Linked DNA regions of Homo sapiens: region 2 is linked to region 1. The links are chromatin contacts, found by Hi-C or POLR2A ChIA-PET in ENCODE. All regions are on one chromosome and are shown on one strand. Each heading gives the region's core, a stretch centred on a gene start or an enhancer-like site at or near the end of the contact. The rest is flanking DNA. Distances are from core to core; before and after follow the strand shown.

Region 1 (6,990 bases), core at 1,108-3,607:
GCTCTTTATGTAACAGGCAAAATTAGATTGGTGTGCTTCTGCCAAAAGGACAGTTGGACCGAAGGCAAGTAACTTGCTACAGTAAACAACCCATCTCTATGATGCATGTTTGCCACACTTAAGTACAGTTCAGTCTCCTAAAAGTTGTCAGTCAGCTGAGATTCTGAAATAATCTTTCACAGAGTGCTGCTTATCATAAATGGGTGATTTATTTTTATTACCTAAGTTTAAAACTCTTTATAACTTCCAAGCATCTGGAAACTTTCACTGCAAATTTCCATTGAAAAACAGAACTAGAATTTTAGAAAAGCATACTATTTTGTTGATTAAAAATATATTTATTCTGCTTTGGCAAATAGAAACAAGTGAATCTCTTTCTTTAATTTTTTATTAAGAGAAAATCATTTTAATCTCCTCTCCATTTAAATAAAAGTTGAGCAAAACAAAGGTAAAGGATACTGGTTTGAAGCAATATCAAATTATAAGTCAGTGGGGGAGGGGGTAGTTCACAGAGCTTGGTCTAGCCCTGTTTATATGGCTCATACCCCAAAGGGGGATATTTCTGTTGAGAGTTCAAAGTCACAGAGGTAGAAGAACAATATTCTTGACTGGGGAAGGGTGTGCCGAGTCATAGTTCGGTCAATAAGACAAAGGTTATTGAAGGATGTACTAAAGTGTCTGGTTTAGTTCAGTTCCACTGATGCAGAGTGGAACATTTCTGAAAAAGTGCATTAATATTAGCTACCCATGGGGAGTGAGGATGGAGGGGGAGAGAAAGTGGTCGGAGGATATTTCCTGTTCACTTTATATCTTTTTGTCCAATTTAAAATTTTTTCCTCAAAAATATATTTTATAATAAAAATAAACAAAATGAAACAACAAAGGATCTGCACAGAGAACATCTAGGAATGGGCATAGGTTTTTAAGCAGGAAAGTGAAGTGATCAGATATATAATTTTGGTAGCTGTTTTGGGGTTATAAGGAAGAGGCAATACGGAAAGGTAGAATCAAGAAGTCAGCTGTTAGAATACTCTTGAAATAAGATGTTGAGTAATAAGTTCTAAGTGAAGTATAATTTTGAGGCACTATTCTAAAGCCCACATGGAAGATCCACTTCTTTTTTTTTGTTTTGTTTTTTTTGTTTTGAGACAAAGTCTCACTCTGTTGCCCGAGCTGGAGTGCAGCGGTGCAATCTCGGCTCACTGCAACCTCTGCCTCCGGGGTTCAAGCGATTCTCGTGCCTCAGCCTCCTGAGTAGCTAGGATTACAGACAGGCACCCGCCACCACGCCCAGCCAATGTTTGTATTTTTAGTAGGAGACAGGGTTTCACCATGTTGGCCAGGCTGGTCTCAAACTCCTGACCTCAGGTGATCCACCCACCTCGGCCTCCCAAAGTGCTGGGATTACAGGCGTGAACCACTGCGCCCGGCCGAGGATCCACATTTTCTTCAGATCAGAGTATTTAAAATAAAACGATTCTAGGCAAACAGAATGTTAGATCTTTGATATGCCTACACTAGAGGGAGTTGCATTTTTATTATCAGATTACTTCTCTGTCAATAAAACAATGCATAAGTAAACACATCCTTAAAGTACAAAAGTAAAAGTACATACAGATACATGAAAGAAAAAAATGATAAAGAATCTATAATTTGTGAACGACAAACGAACTTAAAAAATTGAGTAAGAACAGCAAATGATCAAATGATGCATTTTTTTTTTTTTTGCTTTAGCTTCTCCCCCTGCCCCACTTTGAATCAACCAGGCTCCATAATGGCAGCCCTGATTTTTTACTTTCTGTCAGTTTAAGCATTCGTTTACTAAAACAATAGCAGTTCAATAAGCAAGACTAATTCCTGAGAGCATTACCTTAGACCATTAGCTTTTAGTCAGTCATTAATTCCTGTGACATGTCCTGGGATTAGATCATTATTGTTATCATTATTATTTTTCTCAATTCAATTTGTTTTCAAAAATGCATCTATGTTGTTTTAACGCTAGATATTTCCTTTCTGAAATATGATTTTTAGTGACTTTGGGACAGTGATTTGCTGCTTCATCCAGGTGTTTCCATAGGCCCTTTCTCACAGCTTAACAAAAAATTAGAAGAAGTTTTACAGCAGTATCACACTAGGATATTTGAGTGTCTCTGTAATTTTTCTTTACTGAGACTTCTAAAATCATTTCTGAGGACCACGTGACTGACTTTAGACATGTGGCCTCTTGGGGGCAGGATTTCACAAAGCCTTTGTATTCAGCGTTTCTTGTTTACAAGAATTGTTGCCACTGATGAATATGGTGGTTGTTTAGTCACAGTTCTGCAGAAGGAAAGCCCCAGTTTGTCTATAATGGAAAGAGCAGATGTCACAGGAACAAAGTGGCCAACGTCAAAGTAAGGGCTTTGATTGGCAAAGAGCAGGCTGTCTATTACCACATCTCCACACTTAGGCTTAGAGACATAGAGAAGAAAACTCGTAAAAACAGCGGTGAAAATTATAAACCACCAAGAAAGGTAAAGGAAATATGGTGCTTAAAAATTCCAGGCTGCCCAATAAAAGTAGGAACTGACATTACAGATCCCCTGGACCATAAATGAAGAACACAAATGGTTTGCAGAACCAGCGAAAAACAGTTCTGACATGTTTGGATGCCAAAGATTTTTAAAGTTGATCTCTTTTGGCCTGGTAAGATTTTATGCATTTTTGTCGTTCCAGCCAAGAGGTCTAAGGATTAGTGGATGTTTCTGCCAGCCTGGGACTCATGCGGTGAAAAGAATGTACTCATGTGACAGTGAAAAATTGAATGCACAAAGACAAAGGGCTTCTTTTCAAGAAAGGAATAAGAATTAATTCTCATTGTAATTTGGGCCCAGTGCTTCAAAAATAACGTTAAATTAGTAGTTAATTTAAATCAGAGATGTCTGTTTATGCATTCTAAATATGGCCATTTTCATCTCAGAATTGCTTCTCTAAGAGTACCTCGTTTTCCACCGGGTGTGGTGGCTCACACCTGTAATCCCAGCACTTTGGAAGGCTGAGGTGGCAATCATTTGAGGCCAGGAACTGGAGATCAGCCTGGCCAACATGGCGAAATCCCATCTCTACTGAAAATACAAAAATTAGCTGGGTGTGGTGATGCATGCCTGTAATTCCAGCTACTTGGGAGGTTGAGGCAGGAGAATCACTTGAACCCAGGAGGTGGTGGTTGCAGTGAGCCGAGATTGAACCACTGCACTCCAGCCTGGGTGACAGAGAGAGACTCCATCTCAAAAAAAGAAAAAAAAAAGAGTAACTAGTTTTCAGAATGCTTAACCAGGTAGGGTTTAACTACGCAGGAGAATTGGACTTGAGCCGTATTCTAAACTGGTCTACATGAGGAGCTAACTCCTTATTAAAATAATGATAGTAATAATAAAGGAGTAGGAGCTATTTCAATATTTGGATGCTAATTTATATAGGCTAATAATTATAAATATATTCACTTATTTTAACCTACATGTTTTATTGATAAGAACAAAAACACATTCATCAGAATAGCTCGGGAACATCAATGGAAGATAAAAGGGAGAAGACAGAAGTGCTTTCTGTTTCAAATGTTTGTTAAATATTTGCCTTGAAGCCAACATAGTACTAGTTGGATGACAAGATAGTAAGTCCTATTAATGATGGGCTTTTCATTACAGTAGATATGCTTTTGCAATTTTCCTAGATTTCTGCCCTGGGGTCACATGGTAAGTTAATAGTAGTTATAAACCTCTCAGCATTGTGATCAATATCTTTGGCTGACGTAATCTAGTTCTCTGGAATAATTTACAACAAAGGACAGTTTGGGCAAGCATCCATTTTATTACCTTCAATTCACCAACTGAAATATTTCATTGGTTTATGACTGAAGTTCTTTCCAATTCTTTGATAGATAAGGAATTGAGATAGTCCTGAAAGAACCCCTCAAATATGAAAAAGAAAAACAGCAATAAGCATTTCTTCCTTTGGGGCATAACGTCTGCATACCTCTCTGTGTCTTGAAACTGTCTGAAGTGCTACAACAGTGAGTCATGTGTGCCTGTGTAACTTGCTATGTGTGTCTAGTCATGTATTCCTCATCTTCAAACACATAGCACATAACTAAAACAATACTGTACTTAGTTTACTTTTTCTTCAACCTGAATGATCATTAACCATCTATTAACATTTGAGCAAAAATGAGGAACAATAATAATTTCTAGACACCAATACTGAAGACTATGGCTCTTATTCTTGCACCTTCATGCAACATGCCTGTCATTTAGACAGAATGTTCTCTTCCATGTCTGTTGTGTATTCCAGGTCTAAAGGCTAAAACAGAAAAAAGGAATCTGTCACAGGAGAAGTAATTAAAGTGATAGTGGGGAGTGTAGAGAAAGAAGTGAGGGAGTTCTCTTGCCAGTGCCACTGTCTTGTCACCTTTCTCCTCTCTCACCCTCACTGTCATATGCAGGATGAGGCAGAATCACAGCTGTTTCTACTGTATATAAAGCAGGTGTGAGGTGAAGAATGGGGTAAGAAGTTGGCTGGGCATGGTGGCTCATGCCTGTAATCTCAGAACTTTGGGAGCCTGAGGCGGGCAGATCCCCTGAGGTCAGGAGTTCAAGACCAGCCTGGCCAACATGGTGAAACCCCGTTTCTACTAAAAATACAAAAATTAGCTGTTGTGGTGGTGGACACCTCTAATCCCAGCTACTCAGGAGGCTGAGGCAGGAGAATCGCTTGAACCCAGGAGGTGGAGGTTGCAGTGAGCAAAGATCATGCCACTGCACTCCAGCCTGGGCAACAGAGTGAGACTCTGTCTCAAAAACAAAACAAAACAAACAACAACAAAAACCAAAAAACAAACAAAAAACAAAAACAAAAAGAATGGGGTAAGAATTTGGATTTAAACATCTGTAATGCCCCTCCAAGCCTCATTTCCCTTTAGCCAACTAAGGCTACCTATACATGGGCTTTTATTGTCTAAGACTAAAGATAATAATGATATTATGATTATTGAACAACTATGGTGTGCCAGGTGCCTTTATACACTTTTTTTTAAAGTCCTCAAACAACTTTGTGGGGGTAACCATGATTAATGTATTTGACAGATGAGAACACAGGTTTAGAGAAGTCCAATATGTTGCCCAATCTGAGTTAGGGCTTGGTCTGTTGCCCAGGAGCCTGCACTTTGTGTATGTTTAAACTGTGGTGTCTCTTCAAGACAACTCACAAATCTAAGAAATGAATAATTTTTAATATTCATTAATTATGTAATTTTGTCTGTTTCATCAAATTCCTTGGGGTGAGAGGGACTGTTTATTTTTATATCCCCATTACCTAGCAGTGTCTGACATATATAGGTGCTTGATAAATATTCGTTGAGTTAAATAAAATACTAATCAATTTCTTTTATATAATGCTAACTCATTTTCTGAACTAAATCAGGTAGATTAACAATGCCAGATGTCAGCATTCAAGCATTTGATGTATTTCTACGCGTTATATATCCCTTCTCCCTATTTCTTTAAAGATGGAATCCACTGTGTAGGTCAGCGAGCAAAAATATAATTGATGCTTATATCGTGAAGCGAAAACCCTGTGATAATTAAAAATGCGTAGCACCAAGCCAAACTTCTTAAAGGTCTATCTTTCTATTTCTCTTTCCCCAGAAAAGTCTGCATTCTCCATATTAGTGTTCTCCAAACATCATGGGAGCTACATAGGCAATAACTCTGTCCATGGTGGTTTAAAGTAGGCTGGGTGTGGTGGCTCACGCCTGTAATCCCAGCACTTTGGGAGGCTGAGGCAGGTGGATCACTTGAGGCCAGGAGTTTGAGACCAGCCTGGCCAACATGGCGAGACCCCGTCTCTACTAAAATACAAAAATCAGCTGGGCGTGATGGCGTGTGCCTGTAATTCCAGCTACTCAGGAGGCTGAGGCAGGAGAATGGCTTGAACCCAGGAGGTGGAGGTTGCAGTGAGCCAAGATCATGCCACTGCACTCCAGCTGGGGGGGCCAGAGTGGGACCCTGTCTCAAAAATAAATAAATAAATAAATAAATAAATAAATAAATAAAGTGATGGGGAATAAGAAAATGCTGTTTCAGTTCAGCAATTATTTGAGAATCTACTAAGTGCCGGATTCTAGAGATGTAAAGATGACAGGTTGTTCTCCTTATGGGAGAGAGTTGGATTGAACTTTCTGGGGAAATGCATCTTTTGAGTGGGAGAGAGTTTGGCCGTGAGCGGGGGTTGAATTATCTCCCAGTAAAGGATCAGTGTCCATTGTATTTTGTAGGCATTATTTTAAATTGGGTTCTTTTAAAATTAGATTACCCCCAATGTGTCACACAATTCTTAGATGGCTGAAATTATCACCTTTGAATTCCCTTACCATTACAAGAATATACATGGAGATAACCTGAAGGTAATTTCTCTGGTAACTGGGGGTAAAAGGGTGGGCACCTGTGTAGATAAAGAGTAGTTTTGATGGGGCAAGAAGGCCTCTCTCTCCAACCCACACCTAGGTATCTGTGCGCCAATGGTGTGGCTGCTGCTCCATTTTTGTGTCTTCTAGTCTAAGGACACACCTTGCTGGAGAAGAGCACCATGCTAAAACAGGAACCAGATGCTCTAGCAGTTGAAAGATCGTCAGAAAAATCCAGGTAATCAGCAACTTAGACCAAACCCTTGGAAAGACAGAGACTTCCTGAGATTCGGGGATGCATGCTGTTTTACTACTTCCTCAGCATTCACTTGACTAAGGCTCTCCTACATGGATGAGCTCTATGCAGCCAGGTGAAATCCATCTTAGGCTTCCTCTATCATTATGCAAATGCAGGTAATCAAGCATGACTGGCAATAACCACTATCAGTATACAAGATGTTGCATCACTTTACTTTAATTGCATGATTTATCAGAACAACTATTAACATACGAAGTACCATTCAGTTCAGCTGCAGGTATAGGCAGTGACAAGT
Region 2 (7,112 bases), core at 1,446-3,945, 310 kb before region 1:
GGTTGCAGTCTTCCTCTTCTCTCTTTCTTTTCCTTTTTCTTTTCTCTTTCCCTCTCCCCACTCTCTCCTTCTTATCTACCTGACCCACTTCTGTGTGTCTGTTAAAATGAAAATATCAACCGCTACACCCTGCTGCTATCCACCTTCCCAGGCAAACCTTATGAGAGGCAGAAAGATGCTAGGGCAGAGTGGTGGAAATTTAAATTCTAGTCTTCACTCCATCCTTACCTAGCAAAGTTTCGTAGGTAAGTCACAAGTTTTCTGAATGCCTAGTCCTTAGGTCTTTACTGATTTAAAGTGGATTGCTTCTGAGCATTCCTGCCTCAGCACTGCAACTATATGACTTTCAAGTCTCTCAATTTGTGCTGAAATGCAAGCTGAAAAAGCCAAAATGGCAGTTTTGTCCCTTTATCCGCCATTAGCTCATTCACCTTCTTCACTTCTGCCATATCTTATCATTAATCTGTTCTACCCAAATGCTGAAATCCACAATCAGTCCACGAGAGGTATCAATCTACTTTCTTTGCCTGACACGGGGTCCCCTGCAGAAGATCATTTACTTCCGTGGTGAACACAAGAAGCTGTAATTTGACAAGGTTAAATGAGCCTATTTCCTCTCATTGTCTGCAGGCTCCCCAGCCATCTGGCCCTCACAGCATCTCTCTCATTCTTTATTCTAGAGTCAAGAGACAAGGTGCTTCAGAGATGACACAGCTTGACATTTATGGGCTGCTTCCCACCCCAATCCCCCAAGAGCCCTTCTAATCAAGTTTCCCTGTGTCTTTTTCCACTCTTCGTTCCAGAATCACCATTATTTTGGGTGATCCATATGGCTATCAATTAAAGTGCTACCTGAGTGCTGTTCAACTTCTTGAGATGGATGAAAAAGGAATGAAAGGAGACATAGCAATCTTCAACTCCGCTCCTTTACTTTTGAATAAGAGGTGATGGAAGGCAAGGTCAGAGAGATCTGGGTTCAAATCTCATGATTTAACTGCTATATAACCTTGGCCAAATTATTTAAACTTTGTGTCTGTTTTTACTTAGCAATATAAAGACACTGGTCATACCCACCACTCAGAATTTCAATCAGAACTAAATGAAATAATATATGCAAAGTGCTTAATATAGTACACCTGGCATGGAGTGGTAACTCAATAAATAGATCTTTTGTTATAACTCATTCCTATTCAATCGTCATCTGCTACCACTTTCCCAAAAACACACTTCTTTTACATTTAATCCATGAATTAATTATTTTATTTACCATTCTGATTTTCTCCATTTCCTGTTCTTGATTCTGACTTCTAAAAATTATGCTCTGGATGCCTCTTAAAAATACCTCTGTTATATATATATATACACACACACACACATGCATATATATGTACATATATGTATATCTATATACATATACACAAATATACATATCCTGTATCCTATTAAAATGTGTATTGATCCCTATATCCAATGAAATACATACACACACATTTTAATAGGGATATAGGAATCTATGTATAAATGTCAATGCAACATACAGAATTGTATGCATTCTATCAACATTTTGAGATAATTAAGGGGAGCATTTTCTGCACATATCCACCTTACCACTCTCAAAAGCGAAGCAAAATCCAGAGATTTTCTCCACTATAATAAACACTCCCTGCAGAGGCTGGGCATGTCTTTGCTAGCAGATAAGACTAACTTGGCAGGTCTGGACTGTGATGACAGGTGCAGTTCTTGTGGATGGAACTGGACTGGGATGGGAAGGCTTGTGCCAAGCAGGCAGAGGGGTATCTTGAAATTAAGCAAGGGAAAAAGCTGGATGGATGGGTATAGGCATAGGAACTAAAAGGGAAGAGTGAGCTAGATGGTATAACAAAGTCATTGCTAGCTTTCACCTTGTGAACTAAGAAGTATTAGGGATATCTAATAAAATATACACCTGTTTATTTTTAAGTACATTGTATATCTGTTCAGTTAATTGACTTTTTCTTTACAGAGGAAACATCAGGGTTTTTCTTTGTTTTTAGCTCTCTCTTCCAAAGAAATCAAATTTAATTTGATAATTTTAGTCTCCAGCATAGAAATCCTGAGGCCCCCAAATAATCAATTTCCCCAGGGTCAGCCGTGTACTTTAAATGTCCATGGCAGGCTCCTAGGACATTGCTTAGGTGAGAGCAGTTAGGTAATTATCTCCCTGGGGCCAGGAAGCAAACTGCTAAGCATTTCCATGCACACAACTATTTTGCAGAGCACCTGATCCTTTACCTCAATGCTGCCTCTCCCTGAAATGCACTCAGCAGAAAAGGATAGTGGCTGAATAGAAACCTTACCCTGGGTTCATTTCGAGGCCTGGCAAAGCTGAGTCCCTAAAGGCTAGGCATGTCAACAAGCTCTAAAGCAGGAGCCTAAAGCTGTACACACTGTAGTTATTTAGCTCTCACTACAGACCAGCATTTTGAGAGAGACCTTTCAAAATGTTCCTACAGGAGAGGTTTTCCTTTGCTCAAAGTTTCCTATCAGTCGGAAGCATCCTCTGCTTCCTGAGAATGCTGCAAGACAAATGTACCATAAGATAGCCCAGCAATGATCATCCGGTTCAGCAGGGGCACAGAAAACCTCACCAGCCCAGATCTGCAAAGGCAGCCAGGCTCTAGGGAAATCCCTTTATTGCTGTTGGGGCTTCCCCATCTTTGAGTTAAAAAGGAAAACAACCATTAGGCCTAGCTCACCAGAGTGAAAGGAAACAACCCACACGGAGGTAATTAATTTATAGCCTGTGAATCTACACCACGCTACTGCTAGAATAAAGTCCAGACCTACCATTTGTACAGCAGGCTAGAAAAACAGCTGACCACAGAGGCAGTGAAATGAGTGACAGAGTGCAGGCTGCCTGCACAAGATGGCCTGGGTTCCAACCCTGCTCCTCCATTGCTAGCTGTGTGACTGAAGGCAGGTTACTAACTGGCCTATTCTACCTATTGAGCCTACCTGTAAGTAAAAAGGAAACAACCATTAGCAATGACCCTGTTGTACGGTGGGGAAGAGTAAATGAGTTAGCATGCAAAGTGCTTTAGATCAGTGCCTGGCATCATCTAAGTAGGTAACAGTCTTCAGTGACCCTCCTCTGAGAGGAGGAATGTATAAACAAAAGACAAAAGCCTACCTTTCAGCATCAGAGTGAATTACTGGTTTCAGTATGAAATTGTATCCAGAAAAGTTCTTTTTTTCTATTTGCTTACTTAAAAATATTTCCAAGATGTTTTGAATGAAAATGTTAAAATACTATTGTAAATGTAAATGATAATCATCAGAGGGAGACTTGTAATGCCTTCCCTTCTCCCTCCCACAAAACATATATGCTAAAAGATTGCCATGTTTGGGGCATATATTTAGTAAGAATTTACCAAGCATTTTCCCAGTCTGAAGTTGCCTCTATTTAGGAATATTAAGGTAGGTTTTTAATCATAAAGGGGTGCTGGATTTTGTCAAATGTTTTTTCTGCATCTATTGAAATGATCATGTGATTTTCATTTTTAATTCTGTTTATATGGTGTATCACATTTATTTACTTGCATATGTTAAACCATCCCTGCATCCCTGGTATGAAACCCACTTGTTCATGGTGAATTATCTTTTTGGACATGCTGTTGGATTCAGTTAGCTAATATTTTACTGAGAATTTTTGTATCTACGTTCATCAGAGATATTGATCTGTAGTTTTATTTTTTTGTTATATTGTTTCCTGGTTTGGGCATTAGGGTGATACTGGCTTCACAGAATAATTTAGGGAGGATTCCTTCTTTATTTTTTGGAATAGGGTCAATAGGATTGGTACCAATTCTTCTTTGAATGTCTGATAGAATTCAGCTGTGAGTCTATCTGGTCCTGGACTTTTTTTTGTTGGTAACTTTTTAATTACCATTTCAATCTGTTCAGACTTTCAATTTCTTCCTAGTTTAATTTAGGATGGTTGTATATTTCCAGGAATTCATCCATCTCTTCTAGGTTTTCTAGTTTATGTGTGTAAAGGGGTTCAAAGTAGCCTTGAATTATCTTTTGTATTTCTGTGGTATCAGTTGTAATATCTCCTATTTCGTTTCTAATTGAGCTTATTTGGATCTTCTCTCTTCTTCTCTTGCTTAATCTCACCAATGGTCTATCAATTTTATTCATCTCTTCAAAAGAATTGGCATAGAAGGGACATACTTAAGGTAATAAAAGCCATCTCTGACAAACCCCCAGCCAACATTATACTGAACGAGGAAAAGTTGAAAGCATTTACCCTGAGAACAGGACAAGGATGCCCACTTTCACCACTTCTATTCAACATAGTACTGGAAATCCTAGCCACAGCAATCAGACAAGAGAAAGAAATAAAGGGCATTCAAATCGGTAAAGAGGAAGTCAAACTGTCAAGTGTTTGCTGATGACATGATCATATACCTAGAAAACCCTAAAGACTCATCCAAAAAGCTCCCAGGAGTGGTAAATGAATTCAGCAAAGTTTTAGGATACAAAATTAATGTACGCAAATTAGTAGCCCTGCTATACACCAACAGCGACCAAGCTGAGAAGCAAATGAAGAACTCAACCACTTTTACAGTAGCTGTAAAAATAAAAAAATAAAAAAATACTTAGGAATACACTTAACCAAGGAGGTGAAAAACCTCTACAAGGAAAACTACAAAACACTGCTGAAAGAAATCACAGATAACACAAACAAATGGAAACACATCCCATGCTCATGGATGGGTAGAATCAACATTGAGAAAATGACCATACTGCCGAAAGCAATCTACAAATTCAATGCAATTCCCATCAAAATACCACCATCATTATTCACAGAACTAGAAAAAAACAACCAAAAAATTCATATGGAACCTAAAAAGAGCCTGCATAGCCAAAGCAAAACTAAGCAAAAAGAACAAATCTGGAGATTCACATTACCTGACTTCAAACTATACTATAAGGCCACAGTCACCAAAACAGCTTGGTACTAGTATAAAAACAGGCATATAGACCTATGAAACAGAATGAAGAACCCAGAAATAAAGCCAAATACTTACAGTCGACTGATCTTGGACAAAGCACAGCAAAAATATAAAGTGTGGAAAAGACACCCTATTCAACAAATGGTGCTGGGATAATTGGCAAGTCACATGAGTAAGAATGAAACTAGATCCTCATCGCTCACCTTATACAAAAATCACCTCAAGATGAATCAAAGACTTAAATCTAAGACCTGATACCATAAAAGTTCTAGAAGATAACATTGGAAAAACCCTTCTAGACATTGGCTTAGGCAAAGACTTCATGAACAAGAACCCAAAAGCAAGTGCAACAAAAAAAAAGATAAATAGATGGGACTTAATTAAACTAAAAAGCTTCTGCACAGCAAAAGAAATAATCAGCAGAATTAACAGACACCCCACAGAGTGGCAGAAAATCTTCATAATCTACACATCTGACAAAGGACTAATATCCTGAATCTACAAGGATTTCAAATAAATCAGCAAGAAAGAAAAAAATCCCTTCAAAAAGTGGGCTAAGGGCCGGGTGCAGTGGCTGACGTCTACAATCCCAGAACTTTGGGAGGCCGAGGCAGGTGGGTCACCTGAGGTCAGAAGTTGGCCAGACCAGCCTGGCCAACATGGTGAAACCCTGTCTCTAACAAACACAAAAAATTAGCCAGGCATGGTGGCACATGCCTGTAATCCCAGCTACTTGGGAGGCAGAGGCAGGAGAATTGCTTGAACCCAGGAGGCAGAGGTTGCAGTGAGCCGAGATTGTGCCATTGCACTCCAGCCTGGGCAACAAGAGTGAAAATTCTGTCTCAAAAAAAAAAAAAAAAAAAAAAAAAAGAAGTGGGCTAAGGACATGAATAATAGATAATTCTCAAAAGAAGATATACGAATGGCCAATAAACATGAAAAAAATGCTCAACATCACTAATGATCAGGGAAATGCAAATCAAAACCACAATGCAGCACCACTTCACCCCTGCAAGAATGACCATAATAAAAAGTAAAAAAATAATAGATATGGGTATGGATGTGGTGAAAAGGGAATACTTTTACACTGCTGGTGGGAATGTAAACTAGTACAACCACTATGGAAAACACTGGAGATTCCTTAAAGAACTAAAAGTACATCTACCATTGGATCCAGCAATCCCACTACCAGGTACCTACCCAGAGGCAAAGAAGTCACTATACAAAAAAGATACTTGTACACGCATGTTTATAGCAGCACAATTTGCAATAGCAAAAATATGGAACCAGTCCAAATGCTCATCAATAAGTGGATAAAGAAAATGTGGTGTGTGTGTATGTATACATATATATATATATACACATACACACACACCATGGAATACTACTCCACCATAAAAAGGAATGAAATAATGGTATTTGCAGCAATCTGGATGGAATTGGACATCATTATTCTAAGTGAAGTAACTCAGGAATGGAAAGCCAAAAGTATGTTCTCACTCATAAGTGGGAGCTAAACTATGAGGACGCAAAGGCATTAAGAATGATACAATGGGCCAGGCACAGTGGCTCACGCCTGTAATCCCAGCACTTTGGGAGGCCGAGGCAGGTGGATCATGAGGTCAGGAGATCGAGACCATCCTGGCTAACACGGTGAAACCCCGTCTCTACTAAAAATACAAAAAATTAGCCGGGCATGGTGGCGGGCGCCTGTAGTCCCAGCTATTCAGGAGGCTAAGGCAGGAGAATGGTGTGAACCCGGGAGACAGAGATTGCAGTGAGCCGAGAAAGCACCACTGCACTCCAGCCTGGGCAACAGAGCAAGACTCCAACTCAAAAAAAAAAAAAAAAAAAAAAGAATGATACAATGAACTTTGAAGACTCAGAGGAGGAAAGAGTGGGAAGAGGGTGAGGGATAAAAGACTACACATTGGGATTGGGTATGGTGTACACTGCTAGGGGGATGGATGCACGAAAATCTCAGAAATAGCCACTAAAGAACTTACTCAGGAAATACCAACTGTTTCCCAAAAACCTATTGAAATAAAAATTTAAAAATAAAAATAAACAAGCTTTGAAAGAAAAAAAAGAATATTAAGGTAGGAACATGAAGAC

Evidence for each region. Hi-C counts contacts between places; a loop is a spot of excess contacts on that map. ChIA-PET counts read pairs that join two places held with the same protein, here RNA polymerase II (POLR2A). Pooled maps may share reads with other maps.
Region 2: a pooled map shows a loop between it and region 1 (2.1-fold over the local background). The contact joins two enhancer-like sites. A Hi-C loop is called at or near these places in 4 of 168 maps with a recorded cell type or tissue (Caco-2, HepG2, PC-3 and 1 more) and 4 of 50 pooled maps. POLR2A ChIA-PET finds 5 or more read pairs at or near these places in 1 of 52 experiments (PC-9).

What each region holds. Positions count from the first base shown.
Region 1 is chr7:116,798,283-116,805,272 of GRCh38, reverse strand. MET (MET proto-oncogene, receptor tyrosine kinase) reads right to left here. Exons shown (of 21, transcript NM_000245.4): 21 at 6,896-6,990. Among named protein-coding and RNA genes, the nearest start is that of CAPZA2, 61 kb to the left of the region's middle. Within about 2 kb of position 2,357, at least 11 of the 41 ENCODE cell types and tissues checked have a DNase peak (open chromatin) inside an H3K27ac peak, as active enhancers do.
Region 2 is chr7:117,106,359-117,113,470 of GRCh38, reverse strand. All of the region lies in intron 2 of ST7 (suppression of tumorigenicity 7), which reads right to left. It overlaps ST7-AS2 (ST7 antisense RNA 2), which reads left to right. Exons shown (of 5, transcript NR_109981.1): 5 at 804-1,179. Among named protein-coding and RNA genes, the nearest start is that of ST7-AS2, 36 kb to the left of the region's middle. RefSeq lists enhancers at 2,624-2,843, 2,884-2,963. Within about 2 kb of position 2,695, at least 4 of the 41 ENCODE cell types and tissues checked have a DNase peak (open chromatin) inside an H3K27ac peak, as active enhancers do.